Regions from separate parts of the Homo sapiens genome. Here all the other regions are linked to region 2. A link is a contact called in ENCODE Hi-C or POLR2A ChIA-PET data. All regions are on one chromosome and are shown on one strand. Each heading gives the region's core, a stretch centred on a gene start or an enhancer-like site at or near the end of the contact. The rest is flanking DNA. Distances are from core to core; before and after follow the strand shown.

Region 1 (4,016 bases), core at 851-3,350, 1.7 Mb before region 2:
GTGTTAGCTTAGATGGTTTCTCCTCAGACTTATCCTGACCACCCAACCAAAAGTTACTTCCCCACTCTCCACTGCTAATTGTTTTTTTCCTTTTTTTTAGACGGAATCTTGCTGGGTCACCCACATTAGAGTGTAGTAGTGGGATTTCTGCTCACTGCAGCCTCCTGCAGCCTCTGCCTCCCAGATTCAAATGATTCTCCTGCCTCAGCCTCCCGAGTATCTGGGATTACAGGTGTGCACCATGACACCCAACTAATTTTTCTACTTTTAGTAAAGATGGGGTTTCACCATGTTGGTCAGGCTGGTCTTGAACTCCCAAGCTCAAGTGATCCTCCCGCCTCGGCCTCCCAAAGTACTGGGATTACAGGCGTGAGCCTCTGCACCAGGCCATCCACTGCTAATTGTCTTTACAGAACTATCTGAAATTATCTTTTTAACTTTTCTTGTTTCTAAAATTGAGCTCCAGGGCAGGACGATGTTTTTATTCACAGCTATACTCCTAGACCAGAACTGCCTCACTATAGTCAGTAAGTCTAATCAGGCCAAGAACAGTCTAATGTGTCTTTGATAAATACTTGTGGAATGAATGCCTGAGGAGACAACCTGGGTGGTTTGGGGTTCAACAGTCAGTGAAACATCAAATCAACACCTCTCCCATTAAGAACACGGGCGAGGGGCCGGGAGCGCGCCGGGCGTGGTGTATCACTTGAGGTCAGTCGTTCAAGACCACCCAGGCCAACATGGTGAAACTCCGTCTCTACTAGAAATACAAAAATTAGCCGGGTGTCGTGACGCACACCTCTAGTCCCAGCTACTCGGGAGGCTGAGGCAAGAGAACAGCCTGAATCCGGGAGGAGGAGGTTGCAGTGAGCCGAGAACGTGCCACTGCCCTCCAACATGGGCGACAAAGCAAGACTCCGTCTCAAAAAAACAAAAAACAAACAAAAAAACCCACAGACGAGGCTACCCGTTAAAATGAAGATTCCTGGGCCCTATCAAATTAAACTGTGAGGAGGGCGCACGGAGGGCTTGAGATTTAGCATCTTTTAAAAAGTACGTCAGATGATTTATTCCGGGTAAAGTTTGCAGAACGCCAGTCTAAAGAAATTTGGTAGAGCGCCCTCAGTCTCACCAATTAAGACGGAAATCCCTTTAGTAAACGTTTACCCCGTGACCATTTTTAAACTTTCCTTTTTTTGTTGTTTCGGAGACACAGTCTCGCTTTGTCGCCCAGGGTGCAGTGCAGTGGCGCGATCTCGGGTCACTGCAACCTCCGCCTCCCGGGTTCATGCGCTTCTCCTGCCTCAGCCTCCCAAATAGCTGGGATTACAGGCACCCGATACCACGTCCGGTTAATTTTTGTATTTTTAGTAGAGACGGGGTTTCACCATGTTGGCCAGGCTGGTCTCGAACTCCTGACCTAAGGTGATCCGCCCACGTCGGTCTCCCAAAGTGTTGGGATTACAGGCGTAAACTACCGCGCCTGGCCCCATTTTAAAACTTTCTTTATACTTCCTAGCGTTTTAGTGTCTGACATACAGTAGATGCTCAAGATCTGTGGAACGCATGATCAAAAAGATCCATTTTAAGTAACGTTCCCGTAGCCACACACCTCTGCTGCGCTCCAACAGGCAATGCGAGGAGCAACGCAAGAGGGTACAGGGACAAAAAACGACGGAAGCCGAGGTGACAGAAAAGCAAAACCCCAACTCTGGGAAAGGAAGCAACCCCAGGATCGTAGAGCGGAGCCCCTGGTCACATGACCACACGGCCCTCCCCTGACGCAGTCGCGAGCCTACGAAAGGCTCCACCCGCCCCACCGCGGGCGAGGTGACGTCACAGCCGGCACAGCGCCACCGCCCCCTCACCTCGGCCCGAACCGTAGTTCCTCGCCCCGAGCCCGAGACCCAGCGCCAATCCTGCGCCTCACAACGTGCGACAATTGCGAAAAAGCCACCCCCGAGGCCTGGGATCTGGCTTCCTCAAGGCCCCACACCCTCCGGGGCCCGATCCAGTGCCGCCCGGGGCTCTCTTACCGGCCCACATCTCCTGCAGTCTCACTCCTCAAGAGCTGTTCCCGCTCGCCGCGCCTTCAAAGCCACCAATTGCAGTTCCCGCCGCCTCCAAGCTCCGCCCACCGGAGCACAAGCATCAGGCTGTGTCTTGGGCACAGGGGACTGCACGGGGGAGCGACTGAAGCGAAGGTCGCCGAGCCCCCCACGCCGCTCTTCTTAGAAGTGTGCAACCTTGCACCAGTAGTGGACTTACACATAGGCTCCGTTAGGACCTGGCTTATGTGCTCGGCTTGTGGCTTAGACGCTGCCGTGCCCCAGTGGACTCACTGTGCCTCCCCCCACGACGGACGGAAATGGGCCCCTCCAGGACAGGCGGCGCATGCGCCTTGGGGCCCGCGGGCGGCGGGGGCGAGGAGCCGGGAGCACGGTGGAGCGGTGGAGGGCGTCACTGGGTTTCGGCGTCTGGCAAGCGGTTCAGCTGTCTGCTCCCTAGCAGCCGGCCTTCGGGTCGGGCGTCTCCGCCGGCTACTGCCGCTTCAGTTCTCCCGGTGTGGCCACGAGTCGGGTGAGTCTCGGGAGTCCAGGCCGTTCCGAACGCGTTCCGTTGTTCCTCCTCAGGTCCCTGATGGCGCGTCCCGCCGAGCCCCTTCCTGCCGCCCGTCGGCCCCAGGAGGTGGGGACCAGGAAGACCCGGCTGCCGCAGGCCCACAGCCGGGCTGCTGCGCTGGGGAGGCTGCGAGCGAGGTGGCTGGGCGCTCGCTGGAACACGCTGGTGGCCGAGACAGGCCGTGGGCGTCGCTCGGGGTTGGGATCCGCCCGCCACTCACTCAACTGGCTGGTGACCTTGGGCGCGCTCCTCCCCTCCCGGAGCCGGGGCTTCCTCGCCGGTAAAATGGACCTTGAGGAATGGAGCCCTCAACACAGGGTTTGACACGATGAGCGCCCAATAAAGTGTTGTTATTGTTGTTTATCTAGCAATTGAGAATTTGCGGGTAGAAAACGGGGGCCGTTCAAGCAAGTCTCAGCTGCAGTGCCCTGTGATGTGAGAACCCACCAAGAGCCCCATCAGTACACTTTACTCTTTTTTCTCCTTTAATGCTTTTTTTTTCCAGGAAAGTAATACATTCATCTTGCTTTTCTTGCGTTTAAAGATCAGGCGTTTTACGTAGAGTCTTAAGTAAATCAGTTTTGGAAGTCTTCATTTAAAACCTCAAAGGCATGGAAGTTTTCGATGGCAAAGGAATTATGTTGTGATGCCATTCGTATCTCCTCTCCTTTATATGTATGGCTTTTGCACTTGTTTAGTTGATTTAAAATGAGTTTCTTTTTCATCCTTTTCCTACTGCGTTGAGGCCTGAACTAGTTGTCAGTTTCTGACATTCCGCGAACATCGATTGGGCATTTACCATGTGCATTGGCAAGAATGCTCCCTCACGAGCCTGTGCGTTCCTTGAGATGTGTGAACGAGTATTTTCCTCTGAAATTCACATGATTCTGGCAGAGTGCTAGGCACCTTGTAAGTCCTGGTAATGTTTATTCAGGGAAAGCTGCGAGGGCGCATTCTCTGAGAAACTCTTCGGTGGAAGTCAGAGTAGTTAAGCCCTTCTCCCTAGGCAGCACCCCCGGGTCCCTCCCAGAAGCAGCCTGGCATGGGGTCTACAGTGCCAGCGCCAGTCGCTTTCTTAGTGGTATCGGTTTAGAACTGGTCCTGTGATAAGTGGAAGTGGGCAGGGGAGGCCGTCCCCGACCGTGTCTGCGACCTCTGCTGCAGTATGGCTCATAGCTTGAAAAGTTGAAAAATAATTCTTTAATACCAGGGCCGAAATGTAGGCCTTAAAAATGTTTTATGTTATTTATTTATATATATATATATTTAAATTTTATTTTGAGACGGCGTCTTGTTTTGTCGCCCAGGCTGGAGTGCAGTGGCGCGATCTCGGCTCACTGCAACCTCCACCTCCCGAGTTCTAGTGATTCTCGTGCCTCAACCTCCTGAGTAGC
Region 2 (3,938 bases), core at 1,119-3,618:
TGTCATGATAACCATATGGCCACAGTGGAAGGTCTTGTCTGATGGTCACAGCCATGACACACTCATCCGCCCGTAGTATAAGGCACAGGTGCCAGAATAGCCTAGAAGCCTATAAATGTTCTGCGAATTAATCAAGTACTCTCAGCTTCTCCTCCCAACCCCAAAAACCTGCTTCCTCTGCCTTCTCTCACGGTGGGTAGCCAAACAGTCCCCCAGGTGAGACATCTAGGTGTCCCCCTTCACAATTCCATCTTCTCCCCACTGCCACTCCAGGCCTTCCCTGAGACCCACCAATTTAACCTCATAATGATTTCCCCCATCTCCTCTCTACCTCCCGCCATCCCAGAAACACTGCTCTTGCCTGCCCCAGTCTTCCATCACCTCCTTTGTGGGCTCCCGCCACTCTGCTGCCAGAGCACTTTTGAAACACCAGTCACACCGTGCCACTCCCTGCTTGAAATCCCTACAGTGTTTCTCCACAATCTTGAGAATCGAGTGACATTTTCTTAGCTTGGAATACAAGTCCTTGCATGGCCTCATACTTCACTAAGACCAAACCACTTAGAGATCTCAGCAGGTATCTTTGCTTCTCTGTCTCCTTTAACAAACAAACAGGCTGGGTGCAGTGGCTTACGCCTGTAATCCCAACACTTTGGGAGGCCGAGGCGGGTGGATCACCTGAGGTTAGGAGTTTAAGACCAGCCTGGCCAACATGGTGAAACCCCATCTCTACTAAAAATAGAAAAATTAGCTGGGCATGGTGGTGCGTGCCTGTGATCCCAGCTACTCAGGAGGCTGAGGCAGGAGAATTGCTTGAACCTGGGAGGAGGAGGTTGCAGTGAGCTGAGATGGCACCACTATACTCCAGCCTGGGTGACACAGCGAGACCCTATCTCAAAAAACAAACAAACAACACACTGCTTATTCTCTTCCACCTGGAATGTCCTTCCTTTCCTCATGTTTACCTAATTCACTCACCTGTAAGATTCCACTACTCAGTCAATAAGCTTATTATCTATTTCTATATAACAACACCTTCCCAAAACTTAATGGTTTAAAATAATTGATTATTACTGTATCTCAAAATTTCACGTGTCAGGAATTCACACAGGGCTCAGCAGAGGTGACTTTGCTTTGTTCAGTGATGTATGGAGCTAAACTGTGATGACTCCCAAGGGCTGGGGGCTGAATAGGCAGCTCACTCTCTGTCCACATGGCCTCCCCACGTAGCAGCTTGGACCTCCTCACAGCATGGCAGCCTCGGGATTCTTATGTAACCGGCTTAGGATGTAGCAACTCAGATCTCCAAGAGAAAGGAAATAGAAACTGCCTTGAAATATCAGAAATGGCGATGGTGTGACTTTCACTGTACACTATTAGTCAAAGCAGGTCAGCCCAGGCTCAAGGGGAGGAGATACACACCCCACCTCTTGATGGCAGAAGCATCAAAGAACTTGTGAGCATCATTAATCCATCACTGTCATCATCTCCTTGAAGAAGCCTGGAGTCCACTCCTCCCCTGCTTCCCCTTCACCCTCCCTCTGCCCTCCCTCCAATGCCTTCCTCTCTGTTTTCTGATAAAAACAGAGTAATTACAAGCAGTGAAAAATATCCCCAAGGAACTGGGAGTAGTTTTGTTAAATAAAGGGTGCTGGAGCTCACTGGTATGGCACATGTTGTTTGGCACATAATGGGTTCTCAATAAATCGGAGCTACGATGAGGAGGGTTAGCTAGCTTTATTAAAATTAAAATGTGCCTTGTCTGTTTGGTGACTGCCTAACACAGAGAAGCTAACCCATAGGAGGTTCTCCCAAGGTGATGAATAAATGAATGAGTGAGTGAATGAAAGAATGAGTGAGTGAATGAATGGGTGAATAAATGAATGAGTGAATGAAAGAATGAGTGAATGAATGAATGAGTGAATAAATGAATGAGTGAATGAAAGAATGAGTGGATGAATGAATGAGCAAATAAATGGCTCAACAAACAAGTGGATGTTTCTGCATGCAGTCTGATTCCTGACGCTAAGGGATCCAGGCAAACCAAAAAATAACATCTGATTTCCGGCCTGCGTAGACACTCCAGCTTTAATTACACGTGGGTCATGGCAGGACTCAGGGTTTGGGGGTTTGGGGGAAAACACTTGGCCTCCTGCCACAACCCTCACAATGGACTAAGGTCTTTACCGCCAGCTGCTGGTCCTCAAGCTTCCAGTGTGGACTCACATCAGCTGTGCCTCCCCCGCCAGCCCCCGCCTCACCGGGAAGGGGCTGGTTTGCAGAATGAGACCCTCTCAAGGCCGAGGGCCCGGGAGTGCTTCCTCTCTGCCCCTAGCTGAACAGCAGCTGGGCTGGGAGCGTGGCAGGTGTCTAACAGCCTGCCGCAATCCTGCATAACAGGAAGTGAAAGAGAACACCATATCCAATTGAAACTGCAGTGGAATATGGGCTGCAATGCTTAATTAACCACCCTCAGTCATTTCACAGATTTCTGTTGTTGCTGAAGGAAAAAAAAAAAAAAAAAAGGAAGGCAGAGTACGTGGAGGACAACAAAGCTGATTCTGGAATGTTCGTTTGTGTTCATGCTCCCTGCTCCCACAGTCAGCAGCCTGCTGACATAACGCGAAGGGGACGCTCACTTCTGGCTTCGGTTTTTAATGGGTTTCCAAAGGGTTTTTTTGTCTGTTTGTTTTTTGGTTTTTTGCCAGAGAGTCAGGTCTGTGCCATACTCCAAGAACTCGTCGATACGTTTGTGTGGGAGGAGGCGGGGAAGAGGCATGTTGAGTGCATTTGTGCAGTTGTGTCTCTACGAGGGTGTTTGTGCAGAGGCACACAAAGCTGTGTCCTGGGTTGTGTGGGAGCCTGTGGATACGGCCATGTGAGAACGGGTGGACGTGTGGGCATTTGCCTCTGTCTGGGTTGTTTCACCTGTTAAAGATGCGTGGGAATGTCTGTGGGTAGCTCTGAGCAAGTTCTGTATCTATGTGAGGCACCAGTATGTATGCCTGGATAGATATTTCAATAGATGTGTCTTTGCCTATGCTGAAAAAAGTGAGTGAAAGAAGTATTATTGTTCAAGTGTGCATGCACATATACACGTGTGCATGCAAGGATAATGGTGTGGCAAATAAATGTGTGAGTGAAGATGAGAAACAGCATACTGCCAAATGTATCAAGAACCCACTAAGTAGTTGGCAGTGAATTTATGCTATGAAACTATCTGCTACTTGATGGTGGGGCCAACTTTTCAATATCAGGTGACCTCAGCTTCCTTCTCTAGCAGAGGATAGTACAGAGGACTTTTCTAAGAAGGTTCCATAGTTTCTGTAGGCTTCACTTTGCATCATCACCTCATTTTCCAAACCAAACTTGCCTGTTCACCTAGATAGACTTTCTGGGGAGAGTCTTTGGAATGCTGTAAATTCTAAACGGTTTTTAAACAAAAAAGTATTTAAAAAGTATTTTAAAAGTATTTTAAAAGAAAAACCAGCTAGCTACTGCTTATTAAGGGCTGACTAGTTGGCCCATATCACCCAGATGCCTATCAATATTGATCTTATTTGATCTCTCAATAAACTTATTAGGTAGGAACTGTTATCATTTCCTCTGTAAACTGAAGTAGCCAGTGGGAGGTAGGGCCAGGGTTTAAACACACACTGTCGTGCTGTAGAACCCAAACTGTACTGAGTCATCGTCCCTAAATATGGGGGCAGAGATGGTGCCCCTTTGGCTCAGCCAGTTGTGCAGTGGGAATAATTTGCCACACTGCCCTTAGGAACAGTGGTCCCTTCTGTGAGCACCAGAATTGCTCCTGGAAAGAATGGCAGTGCAGACCTCAGTGTGCGCTGGTCACGTTGGGGAAGTCACCTCCCGCCTTCCTGCAGGACGTCAGTGCCCTCATTTGGTGGTGAGTCCTGCGGTGCCCTCTGGCCTTGCGG
Region 3 (3,945 bases), core at 25-2,524, 1.3 Mb before region 2:
TTAAAGAGTCTTTTCTGTCAGTCTTAAGGTCTGTGTTGATGTTAATGCTCGTCAGCTGGGCCTGAATTACAAAGGGAGGAGCATGCCTCTACTGTTGCTCCAAATCCCAGTTACTGTTAGGGTCTCTCCGGCCATGAGCCTGCATGGCCCTCTTTTCTCCTGCCCAGGGGCTTCCTCCAGGTGCAAGACACTACATGATCCACCTGGTGTTCCCACATGCCCAGTGCTTACACATCAGAAGTGCAGGAGTTAATCACCTATGGGGCAAATGTTGACCAATGCCTTATGGAAGCCTTGTGTAAAGTCCCCTGTCTTCCCTCGCTTAGATGGATGTTTCAGAGATGCAATCTTTCTCACGTTCTCTGCAAAGATGCCTGGTAAAGCCAAAGAGATCATCTTGTCACCAAGTCATGACCAGTTGGGTAATGACATCCTTCTATTTGCTCCCAGTGCCTCCCTTACTTACTCCCCCTTTCCCTCATTTCTACTTCCCAGGGATTGCACTCCCTGGAAAGCTTTACCCTCGGGCTCAGTTTCCTAGGGAACCACGGACTAGAAGTTCTCATTTTGAGGTCTTCATAGACCTCATCTCTTCTCATGATGCCACTCCTTCTTCTCCCTGTACTCAATGTTCCAACTTCTACAATCTACTCTTGGTTTCCCCTACCAGCCAGCAGTCCCATTCCTTTGTTTACACTGTGTCCTTGTCTTCAAAACCTATTAATACCTATTATTCTATCAAGACTTCACTCAGGGATCACCCCTCTCCCCCACCGCCAGGAGCCTTCCCTGATCCTCCTCCCCTCTCCACATAGAATTAATCATTCCTCTTCTTCACCCTGTTGTATTCTTCCAGAGTTCTCTGATAGCAGCTCCACTTGGTACTTCATTGCATGTACTTATTCATGCTCAAATGCAAGTTCCACAAGGGAAGATATTTTTTGCATTTTGTACATTTTTGTGCCCATTTTTTGAATAAATGAATATCTGACCCTTTCAGCTATGCGACTATGTTTTGCACATCAGTGTCTCCAAATGCCATCCTAGGGCCATTGTAGGGTGTACAGAGCAGAAGCTCATACATATTTGATGAATGCATGAGTGAAATTTAGTCTAAATCATTGAGCATGTATTGAACAATCATCATGAGCAGAGATGAACCCCTCATGCTAACCATTTGCCTCAACAATGCACAAAGTTTCTCACAAAAAGCAGCCAGACGCTGTGGATGAGTCATTTCAAAACCAACCCAGTACTAAGAAGACAACCACAAGCTTTGAGTCGCTACATGGCTGGCCAGAAGCTTGATCTTCTGAGTGTGAGTCCCAGCTGGGAAGCACAAACTATTGTGTTCACCGCAGGAGTCAGAAATGCCTGGGCCTGTCTAGAAGATGATGGGATGGCCTCATGGAGATTCTTTGCTCAGGGTCTCCTGGGAAAGAAACATTCTGAAGGAAGATTGAATCCAGGCCAAAAGCTTGCTGCAAGAACAGAGGTCCATATCTGAGGAAGGCGCTTCCCCACTGAACTCCCCCTAGAGCAAGGCAGCTATGGTAAAACCTGAGCACAGAACCAAAGAGCTGCTTCATATCAAAACTTGGTGAGGCGCTGCAAGCACAGAGCCGTGGTGTTTTTTAACCAGGGAAACAGGATGTAGCCCGAGTGGGGATAGGTACTTTCCCACCAGGGGTGGTTGTTGGAGCCCATGATGGCGTCAAGCTAGAGGACATAGTGCAGTGCAGTGGGGCTTTGGGAACAGCAATGGACGCTTCCACAGAGAGATGGCGCTGGAGCTGGTGAGCAGGACTATATGGCAGGCTCCATGGAATACCTAAAAGGGGCTTGTTCTTGAGCTGATGTGTGATGCCCCTGGTAGCATATAGTGGGGATAATGGGAAGATTAAGTCAGAGAAGGAAAGTTTTTGTATTGCTGTTGCTATTTTATATTTTTATTGTTGTATCAAATGACCCTAGGTTCTGACATATATATAAACCATTGGTAATTGATTTAATTATATAATTTATGTAAAGTCTTAACCCAATGTCTGTACATAGTAAGTGCTCAATTGCTTTTAGCTATTATTATTATTATTATTAATGAAGGAGATAGTACTAATTCATCCAGGCCGCTATAACAAAATACCATAAACTGGGTAGCCTATAAGCCACTGAAATCCATTGCTCACAGTTCTAGAGGCTGGGAAGTCCAAGATCAAGGCACCAGTAGATTTTATGTCTGGTGAGAGCCTACTTTCTCAGATGGCACCTTCTCACTGCGTCCTCACATGATGGAAGGAGCAGGGAGCTCTCTCAGGCCTATTTTATAAGGGCACTGATTCCATTCATGGTGGATTTGCCCTCATAACCTAATCAACTCGTAAAGGCCCCGCCTCCTAATACCATCACCTTGGCAGTTACATTTCAACATAGGAATTTTAGGGGAACACAAAAATTCACACCATAGCACCAGGGTCGGGGATAGAGAAATGGCTTTTGATTACAATTGCTCTGACCCCTGTTTTTATCTCTGGACTAATAATAGGGCTGGGGATCACATAGGCAATGTTTAAATACGTGTGTTGAAGTTATTAAAAAAAGAAGGAGAGAAAGAGAGACTCAGAATAGAGACTTGCAGATTCTAGTTTCCATCTTGGTTCTACCCACATGGATTGAGTGTCACCATATGTCCCTGGGCTAGGCACTCTTGGCTTGCCATTGTACTTAACCCTCTTGGAATTTTTCTGAGTCGTAATTTTTCCCTGTGAAAGATAGGGAAACTGAGGCTTGGGGACTGGAAGATATCTAGTAAGTCTTGCTCTCCTGTGAAATATAGGGAAATTGGCCAGGCAAGGTAGCTCAAGCGTGTAATCCCAGCACTTTGGGAAGCTGGGGTGGGTGAATTACCTCAGATCGGGAGCTCGAGACCACCCTGACCACATGGAGAAACCCCATCTCTACTAAAAATACAAAATTAGCCAGGCATGGTGGTGCATGCCTGTAATCCCTGCTACTCGGGAGGCTGAGGCAGGAGAATCGCTTGAACCCAGGAGGCGGAGGTTACAGTGAGCCGAGATCATGCTATTGTACTACTCCCGTCTGGGCAACAAGAGTGAAACACCTTCAAAAAAAAAAGAAAAGGAAGGAAGAAGGAAAGAAGAAAGAAAGAAAGAAGAAAGAAAGAAAGAAAGAAAGAAGAAGGAAAGAAAGAAAGAAAGAATGAAAGAAAGAATAAAGAAAGAAAGAAAGAAAGAAAGAAAGAAAGAAAGAAAGAAAGAAAGAAAAAGAAATATAAGGAAACTGAGGGTTGGGGACTAGAAGATACCTGGGAAGCCTTCCTTTCCTGTTGTAAGAGGTGATGAAATGAAGACTCACCTGGGTAAAAGTCACCTGCCCAAGGTTTTCTTACCTTATAGATGAAGGAAATGAGATACAGGAAGCTTAAGATGCTAGTCTGAGATCTTAGGCTGGTTAGAATCAGCAGCCAGTGCCAACATTTGAACATCCTCTCTGACTTCAAATTGCTTTATACCCCACTCTCCTGTCTCAGGCATGAGAAAGGCCTGGAGTGTCTTGGCCCCAGTGCAATGGAAACAAAAATGGAGGCAAAGCAGGTTTGGATCTGACCTCCCATCTGTGTCCCTGGCTTTCAGAAGCCCCCTGGCTTTCCCCAGCCAAGGGAAAAGACGCTCGGTGAGCTGGAGAAATGGTTTGGCTGAATGTTCTAAATTTAGAAGGGGACCTGGATGCACCCTCAGTGGCTTTTGACTCGAGCCCAAAGTTGAAGCCTGTTGGTGTTTTTCCTCTTTGGTTTCCCTGCGGGGCAGGAAAGCTGCTCTCTCTCAGTTTCCTAAGGGCTCAGTCACCAGCGCCAGGTTTATAAATACCCTCTCCCTTCCCTGGCAGCTCTCACCTCAGCAGATCATTGGTGATTTCAGAATTCCTTGT
Region 4 (4,017 bases), core at 1,247-3,746, 1.5 Mb before region 2:
TTAGTCGCGGCCCCTCCCCAAGTCCTCAATGCACACACATCCTGTTAGTCATCAAGTCCTGTTGATCTGAATCGAATGCTTCATGGAAGTAGGTGGAGTAACCATAATGAAAGTTAGCCTGGTTCTTCCTTCTGAACATCTCGCAAATCCCATTTTTCTTCTTCATTTCCACTGCTAACACCAGGGACCATTGCAATTGGTCTCCCTGCCCCTAACCTCAAACCCTGCAGTTGATTTCCCATATTTCTTCTAGAATTTGTTTTCTACAGTGCACTTTTGATAGTCACATGCTTTTGATTGATTCAAAAGTCTTCATCAGTTTCTCCACTGTTGACCTACTAAATAGCAAACTTCTTAGCTTGGCTTTCAAGACTATCTCCGAACTGACCCACATTCACCATCCAGGGTCCTGTGACCTCCATAAACCAGTCCTCCAATCTTCTCATACCCTTCCCATAGCAGAATTGCTTACCATCTACTCTGACTTCTTCTCCTCACGGAAAACACTGTCCTTCCTTTTCTATGAGTCTTCAAGATCCATTTCAGTCCTAAAACATTTCCTGAGCATGGTCATCCACACTAAGTATCCTCTTCTGTGAACTCTGTAAACAACTGTTGTCTAGACTAGGGTTTTTCAAACTGCACTCACATTCTCAGGGAGTACTTGGCCAGTACAAGTCAAGCTTTTGGTGTTTTTGTAAAACTACTGATTATATATTCAAATTTGGCTTAGTATATTATTTCCAAGCCCAGTTTCCTTCTTGTCTTCTTCCAAATTACATCCTCATGCTATGGTGGTGCATTTATTCGTGAGTACAAATTAAGACTCATTAAAATTTGTTTAGCTACCTACAGATAGAGAACTGCTTATTATTACTGTTATTATTTAAAACCATGACCACCGGGAAAATATCAATATGAAGAGAGAAGTTCTATAACAATTTCAACAGTTTCTAAGCCAAATATGCTTTCTGATTTATTAATTCCTTATCCTCACCATTTTTTCCTTATCTTCATGCGGGATTTTAACTAGAAATTGGTATAAAATTTGTTATATTGGCATAGTTCGAAAAACAATCACTGTGTACCTACTCTCTCTCAGGAACAGTGGAAGATGCTTGCGATACAAAGATAAACAAGCCCCTATACGAAGAACAAGAATGTTCCAGATGGATTCAATGTGGAAGGACATTCTAGGCAGGGGGAACAGCAAATGCAAATCCATGTGTCCTGGAATGAGCCAGACATGCTTCAGGTTCCATGGAGTTTTTTTTTTTTTTTTTTTTTTTTGGATTAAAAAATTTGGTGACTTTTCAAAGTTTGACAACCTCAGGATTAAACAATTTATCGAGCCCCTCTGCCATCTCACTCTCCATGAGGGCAGTCCAGGTTGAGACTCAGATACAAATCACCTTTATTGAGTTCTGCTGGGATGGACAGGTCACTTCATGTATACGTAGATCCTCTCCTTAATTCTATTTAAATCACTTAGGTGACTATCACCATCTCCCATCAGGGTTCGGTGACCTGCCCACAGCCTCCCAAGTAGAAAATGATCCAGGGAGCATGTGAGTTAATGATACATCACATCTGGAGCCAGGCAGGCATTTCATGGGTGGGGATGAAGATCTTCCCTCCAATTTCAGAAGTCTGACCTTGCAGGTTCTGAAGTAACTATATACATAAATATTTATAAGGAGAACCCTTTAAGCAGAGGGGTGACCATTTATCCATGAGAGATGGCTTAGGAACGGATTTGGGTTTTGGAGAGCTTCTCTAGCTCCTCCAGCTCCGCAGCCTGTCACACGCAGGATGACCTTTTAGAACAACTGAGTGCTCCATTACACTCCTCACTTGCGGATTCAAACTGTCTCTGGGCAGGGTCCCAGTTTTGCCTGTCCAGGGACACTGTGCACTTGGGTTGACTTTGGTAAATGTTTGAGTAAGGGATGAGTGAATAAATTCGGGGAGAGGGGTTGTTGAGGGAAGGCCACCCCTGGCTCTAAAGACTTTCCAGGGTTTATGGGGTGGCCACGCCTGTCCTGGATCCCCATGGTGCCTCTGGATGGGCCATTTCATCCTTCCTCCCTGTGGCCTCCACATCTTACAACCCAGCCTGGAGGGAGGGGCCGCGCAGCCCCGAGGGGCCAGGTCTCCCAGGCGGCGTCCACTCCCCTCGAGGGTGGAGGAGGTAGGTGGGGACCCCGGGCCGGCGGGGCTCGGCTGGGGCCCCTTCCCTGAGGTCTGCAGCCGCAGCCCTCTACCTGGCTCCCCGGCCGCCCCTTCGCGGCCCCAGATCGGGCGCACCCGGCGGGCACCTGGCCCGCCGCCCCCCGGGGGCCCCGCCAGCTGCTCCCGAAGCCGGCCCGGGGTGGCGGGGCGGGCCCGAGCGCTAGTCGACTCTGGGACCGGTCCCCCGGGGCGCGGCCGGGCAGCAGCCCCCGCCTCCCCGCCCCGGGGGCCGGGCCGGGCTCCCGGGGGGCGGGGACTCGCCCAGTGGCAGCAGCGTCCGGGCCGGCGGCGGGCGCCGGGCGGCTTCCTGCAGGCGGCGCCGGGGCGAGCCGTTGCCGGCTGCAGCCACCGCCGCCGGGTCGCCGGGTCGCGGGGGCCGCGGCGCTCGGGCCGCGTCCGTGCCTCCCGGGCGCGCTGCGCGGCCGTCGCTGCTGCCCGCGCTCGTGCCGCCGCCGCCGCCGCCGCCGCTGCTGCCGGTTACGCCAGCCCCGCCGCCGCCCGCTCTGATTCTGCGCATAGGCAGCCCCCAAGCCTGTCATTCTGCAAAAACACAGTTTACTCAACACACCACACACACTCGCACACACACGCGCGCACACACACGCGCACACCGGACCCCGCGCGCACACGCACGGAGGGCGCGAGCGAGCAGACGCGCACACCGGCGAGCCAAGTTCCGCAGCCTGGCATGGCTTCTGGGGACCTTTACGAGGTACGGGGACGCGGGGGCGCGGGCCGGCCCCAGTCAGCGGGCGGCGGCGGGCGGCGGCGGCGGGCGGCGGGGACCGGGCCGGGGCCGGGGCCGGGCGCAATCCGGAGTTGCCGAGCCCGCGGCGGCGGCGGCGGCGGCCGGAGGGTGGCGGGGGCCGGGCGCGCCTCCCGCCCGCCGCCCGCCGCCCGCCGCCTCCCGCGGCGCCCGCGCCCGCTCCCTCTTTCTCTTTCTCTCGCACACACACTCTCTTACTCCATCTACTTTGCGGCCTTGGAGGGGAAGGAGGAAGCCGGGCGGAGCCGGGGCGGGGGAGGTAGCGGTCCCGGGGAGGTGTTTCTCGCCCGACGAGCCGCCTCGAGTACAGAAAGTACAGGTAAAAGTCGGCGCCGGACGTGCTGGGAATGCGGGGGGGCGCGCCGCGGCCGGCGGGGGTGTGGGGCGGGGGTTGCGCGGCCCGGCTGGGCCGGGGGCGCGGGGGAGGAGGGGGGCGGGCGATCGGAGCGGAGCCTGGCCGGGGCGAGGCGGGGTCCCGGGGGGCTGCGAAGGGGGAGGCTGGGTGGGGGTTCGGGGGGACAACCGCCAAACCGCTCCCCGGGGTCCCCGGGCCACCTCCCTCACCCCCCACCTGCTGCCCCCGCACCAGCTCGGACGCCCTCCGGGCTCGGGCGTGGGGGTGGCCCTTGCGGGTGTCGTGCTCCCTGGGGGCGAAAGGGGGCGCTGCGGAGGGCCCTGGGTGGGAGGAGAACGTGGAAGTCTGAGGTGTTGGGGACATAGGACACAGATGCCAGCCCAGCGCCCAGTACTCTCGTCACCCTCAGTGGATACCTGGCTCCAGGTCCTAATGAGTAGTGGCCAGCGTTGGATACTCTCATGTCTTCCCAAAAGTGGCGAAGGAAGACATTAGTCTGGCATCTTTCAAACAATGGAGGAACACCCATGGTCTTTGGGGAGCAAGGGCTTAGGAACACAACTGTTACTGCTTTGGGTTTTCCACAAGTGGACAACACAAGGAACAGCCAGCCACCACTCCCCAGAGGGAATGGCCTCAGAGGTGTTGGCCGCCAAGACCAGGT
Region 5 (3,601 bases), core at 902-3,401, 1.4 Mb before region 2:
AGTTCTAGATCCCTGAGGAATCGCCACACTGACTTCCACAATGGTTGAACTACTTTACAGTCCCACCAACAGTGTAAAAGTGTTCCTATTTCTCCACATCCTCTCCAGCACCTGTTGTTTCCTGACTTTTTAATGATTGCCATTCTAACTGGTGTGAGATGGTATCTCATTGTGGTTTTGATTTGCATTTCTCTGATGGCCAGTGGTGGTGAGCATTTTTTCATGTGTCTTTTGGCTGCATAAATGTCTTCTTTTGAGAAGTGTCTGTTCATGTCCTTCGCCCACTTTTTGATGGGGTTGTTTGTTTTTCTCTTGTAAATTTGTTTGAGTTCATCGTAGATTCTGGATATTAGCCCTTTGTCAGATGAGTAGGTTGCGAAAATTTTCTCCCATTTTGTGGGTTGCCTGTTCACTCTGATGGTAGTTTCTTTTGCTGTACAGAAGCTCTTTAGTTTAATTAGATCCCATTTGTCAATTTTGGCTTTTGTTGCCATTGCTTTTGGTGTTTTAGACATGAAGGCCTTGCCCGTGCCTATGTCCTGAATAGTAATGCCTAGGTTTTCTTCTAGGGTTTTTATGGTTTTAGGTCTAGCGTTTAAGTCTTTAATCCATCTTGAATTGATTTTTGTATAAGGTGTAAGGAAGGGATCCAGTTTCAGCTTTCTACATATGGCTAGCCAGTTTTCCCAGCACCATTTATTAAATAGGGAATCCTTTCCCCATTTCTTGTTTTTCTCAGGTTTGTCAAAGATCAGATAGTTGTAGATATGCAACGTTATTTCTGAGGGCTCTGTTCTGTTCCATTGATCTATATCTCTGTTTTGGTACCAGTACCATGCTGTTTTGGTTACTGTAGCCTTGTAGTATAGTTTGAAGTCAGGTAGCGTGATGCCTCCAGCTTTGTTCTTTTGGCTTAGGATTGACTTGGCAATGTGGGCTCTTTTTTGGTTATTTATTTATTTATTTTTATTTTTATTTTTATTTTTTTGAGATGGAGTCTCGCTCTGTCGCCCAGGCTGGAGTGCAGTGGTGCAATCTTGGCTCACTGCAAGCTCCGCCTCCTGAGTTCACGCCATTCTCCTGCCTCAGCCTCCCGAGTAGCTGGGACTACAGGCGCCTGCCACCATGCCCAGCTGATTTTTTTTGTATTTTTATTAGAGACGGGGTTTCACCGTGTTGGGCAGCATGGTCTCATCTCCTGACCTCGTGGTCCGCCCGCCTCAGCCTCCCAAAGTGCTGGGATTCCAGGCGTGCGCCACTGCGCCTGGCCGACACCTCCTTGTTTATTGATAGATGGGTATGGTGCTTCTGAGCCTGAAACGCTGTGACTAACTCCATGCCACTCAATCTGAAAACCTAGATAACATCATCACTTCCATAGAGAAATACAACTCAACAAAACAGCCTAAAGGAGGGCTAGAAAGCCTGAAGAGAGAAATAACTATTAAAGAAATTGGGCCAGGAGTGGTGGCTCATGCCTGTAATCCCAGCACTTTGGGAGGCTGAGGCAGTGGATAGCTTGAGCCCAGGAGTTCAAGACCAGCCTGGGCAACATGGCGAAACCCTGTCTCTCCAAAAAAATACAAAAATTAGCCAGGTGTGGTGGCACATGCCTGTAGTCCCAGCTTTCCAGGGAGCTGAGGTGGGAGGATCACTTGAGCCCAGGAGGTGGAGGCTGCAGTGAGCTGTGATTGTGCCACTGCACTCCAGCCTGGGCGACAGAGCGAGACTCTGTCTCAAAAAAAAAAAAAAAAAAAAAAAAATACATTGAATTGGTTGTTAAAAAGTCCTCAGAAGAAGTAAGAAAGGAGGAACACAAGGCCCAGAGGGTTTTGCAGGCAAATCTAAACGTTCTAGAATAGATCATCTGACCACACATTCTAGAGCAGATAACCCCTCCCTTATCCAAATGATTATGGAGAACAGGAAAATGGGAAAATACTCCCAACTCCTGTGACGAGGTCAGTATGACCTGGATTTCCAAACCAGACAAAGAGAGGAGGAGAAATGCAAATTACAAGTCAATCTCACTTCAGAATGCAGTAGTGAAAGTCCTGAATAACCTTCTGGGCTTATTATAGTTCCCTTGATACTTCCTCAAAACTACGACTGTTTCAGAAACATCTCATTCCTTGCCCTGAACTTGACCCCAGTTCATTGCCTTTAGAATCACCACTGCTTCTCTGGGTGAGGAGCTTGTCCCAGAAGAGGCCCAGGGAAACTGGTTCAGGAAGGCTCTGACTGTCATCGGCAGTGGCCCCACACTATCTGGTGAACCACTGAGAGGTCAGGAAGGGTGTTCCCGGGGCAGCCTCTTGTCAGCACAGGTATCCATGTATCCACTTCCCTGAGCCCAGCTGTTCTTCCTGACCCACTTCAAGTACCCACCCCCAGGCCAACACACTTTCACTAACCTTTTCAATTTTTAAAAGCAGATGATTTTTCCAAGTCAGTAACAACAAAAACTTGAGGGTTTTTTAATCTTTTGTCTTTCACAGGGTGGCAAGTAAGGAAGGTGTGCTAATGAACTAACTTAAAACCCTTTGATGTGGTGGTGTTAAGACCCTGTCCAACTTGGCCACCGCCCTATGCACATGGAAAGTGCCAGGCTGTGATGGGAAATCCGACTCTTTAACCAGGAGCAACTTGACCTATGGCAGATCCAAGGGGAGAATCGATTCTCCCCGCTTGGCTCCTGAATTCTGGATTTGATTTTGGTGCCCAGAAGAGGATGATGGAGTCTTGACCACTGTCAAGGTTTAGAAACCAACTAATTGCTTTTCCTACCTGCTCAGCTGTCGTTTTCCTCCCTCAATGTCCTTAGGAAAGTCTTAGGCACTGTTTGCTCATGGCTATCCATCAGGGGACTTCCAAAAAGGGTATAGTGGGGGAGTGGAAGCGATCCTCCCCAGGAGCAAGCAGTAAGCGGGTACAGTGTCTGTAGAGGGCTCCAAAACAATAATAAAACTTCACCTCCTAATGTCGGTGAAAAGCCGCTCTCCTTATTGAGGGTTCCAAAACAATAATAAAACTTCACCTCCTAATGTCGGTGAAAAGCCGCTCTCCCTGTTGAGGGTTCCAAAACAATAATAAAACTTCACCTCCTAATGTCGGTGAAAAGCCACTCTCCCCATTGAGGTGGATCCCAGGGCCTTCCTCCACCCTGACTCCTCACACAAAGCAGCCAGTCTTCATGAATGATGATGATAATGGTGGCAGCGGTGGTGGTGGTGGTGATGGTAGCAATAGTAGCTAACATTTCTTGAGGTCTTACTGCAGGTAACGCCTAGCTCTTTGTATTTGATCTACTAAATGTGATTTAATTTCCTCAGTGGTTCTCTGATGGAGCAGTTTAACAACATAGCAACATAACAAGGTTACCTGGGATCAACCTTGTTTATAGATGGGGAAGCTGAGGCTCAGCAAGGGTAAGACACAGCACTGAGAGAAGGAATTAGGGTGTGGTGCCGGGTCTGGGGATGCTGAAGCTGTTGGGGGTCTGTGACCAGTTTTGTAAATGAAGAAAGGTACTTCAGGGATTCAGGTTGAAGCCAACAGACCTTTCCCAGATGCCAAGGGCATTGTTCTGGCCAACACCCCT

Evidence for each region. Hi-C counts contacts between places; a loop is a spot of excess contacts on that map. ChIA-PET counts read pairs that join two places held with the same protein, here RNA polymerase II (POLR2A). Pooled maps may share reads with other maps.
Region 1: a loop to region 2 is called in a map of CD4-positive, alpha-beta memory T cell, with 6 times the contacts of the local background. The contact joins the promoter of CENPN here to the enhancer-like site in region 2. A Hi-C loop is called at or near these places in 2 of 168 maps with a recorded cell type or tissue (CD4-positive, alpha-beta memory T cell and naive thymus-derived CD4-positive, alpha-beta T cell), 2 of 37 single-sample maps with no recorded cell type and 8 of 50 pooled maps.
Region 3: a pooled map shows a loop between it and region 2 (13-fold over the local background). The contact joins two enhancer-like sites. A Hi-C loop is called at or near these places in 1 of 168 maps with a recorded cell type or tissue (naive thymus-derived CD4-positive, alpha-beta T cell), 3 of 37 single-sample maps with no recorded cell type and 10 of 50 pooled maps.
Region 4: a loop to region 2 is called in a map with no recorded cell type, with 2.6 times the contacts of the local background. The contact joins the promoter of CDYL2 here to the enhancer-like site in region 2. A Hi-C loop is called at or near these places in 1 of 37 single-sample maps with no recorded cell type and 2 of 50 pooled maps. POLR2A ChIA-PET finds 5 or more read pairs at or near these places in 2 of 52 experiments (activated T-cell and activated naive CD4-positive, alpha-beta T cell).
Region 5: a pooled map shows a loop between it and region 2 (6-fold over the local background). The contact joins two enhancer-like sites. A Hi-C loop is called at or near these places in 1 of 37 single-sample maps with no recorded cell type and 2 of 50 pooled maps. POLR2A ChIA-PET finds 5 or more read pairs at or near these places in 1 of 52 experiments (activated CD8-positive, alpha-beta memory T cell).

Annotation. Positions count from the first base shown.
Region 1 is chr16:81,005,298-81,009,313 of GRCh38, reverse strand. CENPN (centromere protein N) reads right to left here and starts at 2,100. Exons shown (of 11, transcript NM_001100624.3): 1 at 2,037-2,100. CMC2 (C-X9-C motif containing 2) reads left to right here and starts at 2,429. Exons shown (of 4, transcript NM_020188.5): 1 at 2,429-2,580. RefSeq lists enhancers at 1,592-1,731, 2,042-2,151 and a silencer at 2,322-2,691.
Region 2 is chr16:79,285,706-79,289,643 of GRCh38, reverse strand. It overlaps a transcript of MAF not described here. Among named protein-coding and RNA genes, the nearest start is that of MAF, 310 kb to the left of the region's middle. RefSeq lists an enhancer at 1,756-2,256. Within about 2 kb of position 2,368, at least 12 of the 41 ENCODE cell types and tissues checked have a DNase peak (open chromatin) inside an H3K27ac peak, as active enhancers do.
Region 3 is chr16:80,577,985-80,581,929 of GRCh38, reverse strand. No RefSeq gene overlaps it. Among named protein-coding and RNA genes, the nearest start is that of LINC01227, 7.1 kb to the right of the region's middle. RefSeq lists an enhancer at 1,264-1,753. Within about 2 kb of position 1,274, at least 3 of the 41 ENCODE cell types and tissues checked have a DNase peak (open chromatin) inside an H3K27ac peak, as active enhancers do.
Region 4 is chr16:80,803,077-80,807,093 of GRCh38, reverse strand. It overlaps CDYL2 (chromodomain Y like 2), which reads left to right and starts at 2,496. Exons shown (of 7, transcript NM_152342.4): 1 at 2,496-2,944. The coding sequence starts at 2,921. RefSeq lists silencers at 2,216-2,275, 2,296-2,605, 3,216-3,285, 3,566-3,715.
Region 5 is chr16:80,675,126-80,678,726 of GRCh38, reverse strand. The region is part of intron 2 of CDYL2 (chromodomain Y like 2); the gene reads left to right. Among named protein-coding and RNA genes, the nearest start is that of LINC01227, 100 kb to the right of the region's middle. Within about 2 kb of position 2,151, at least 3 of the 41 ENCODE cell types and tissues checked have a DNase peak (open chromatin) inside an H3K27ac peak, as active enhancers do.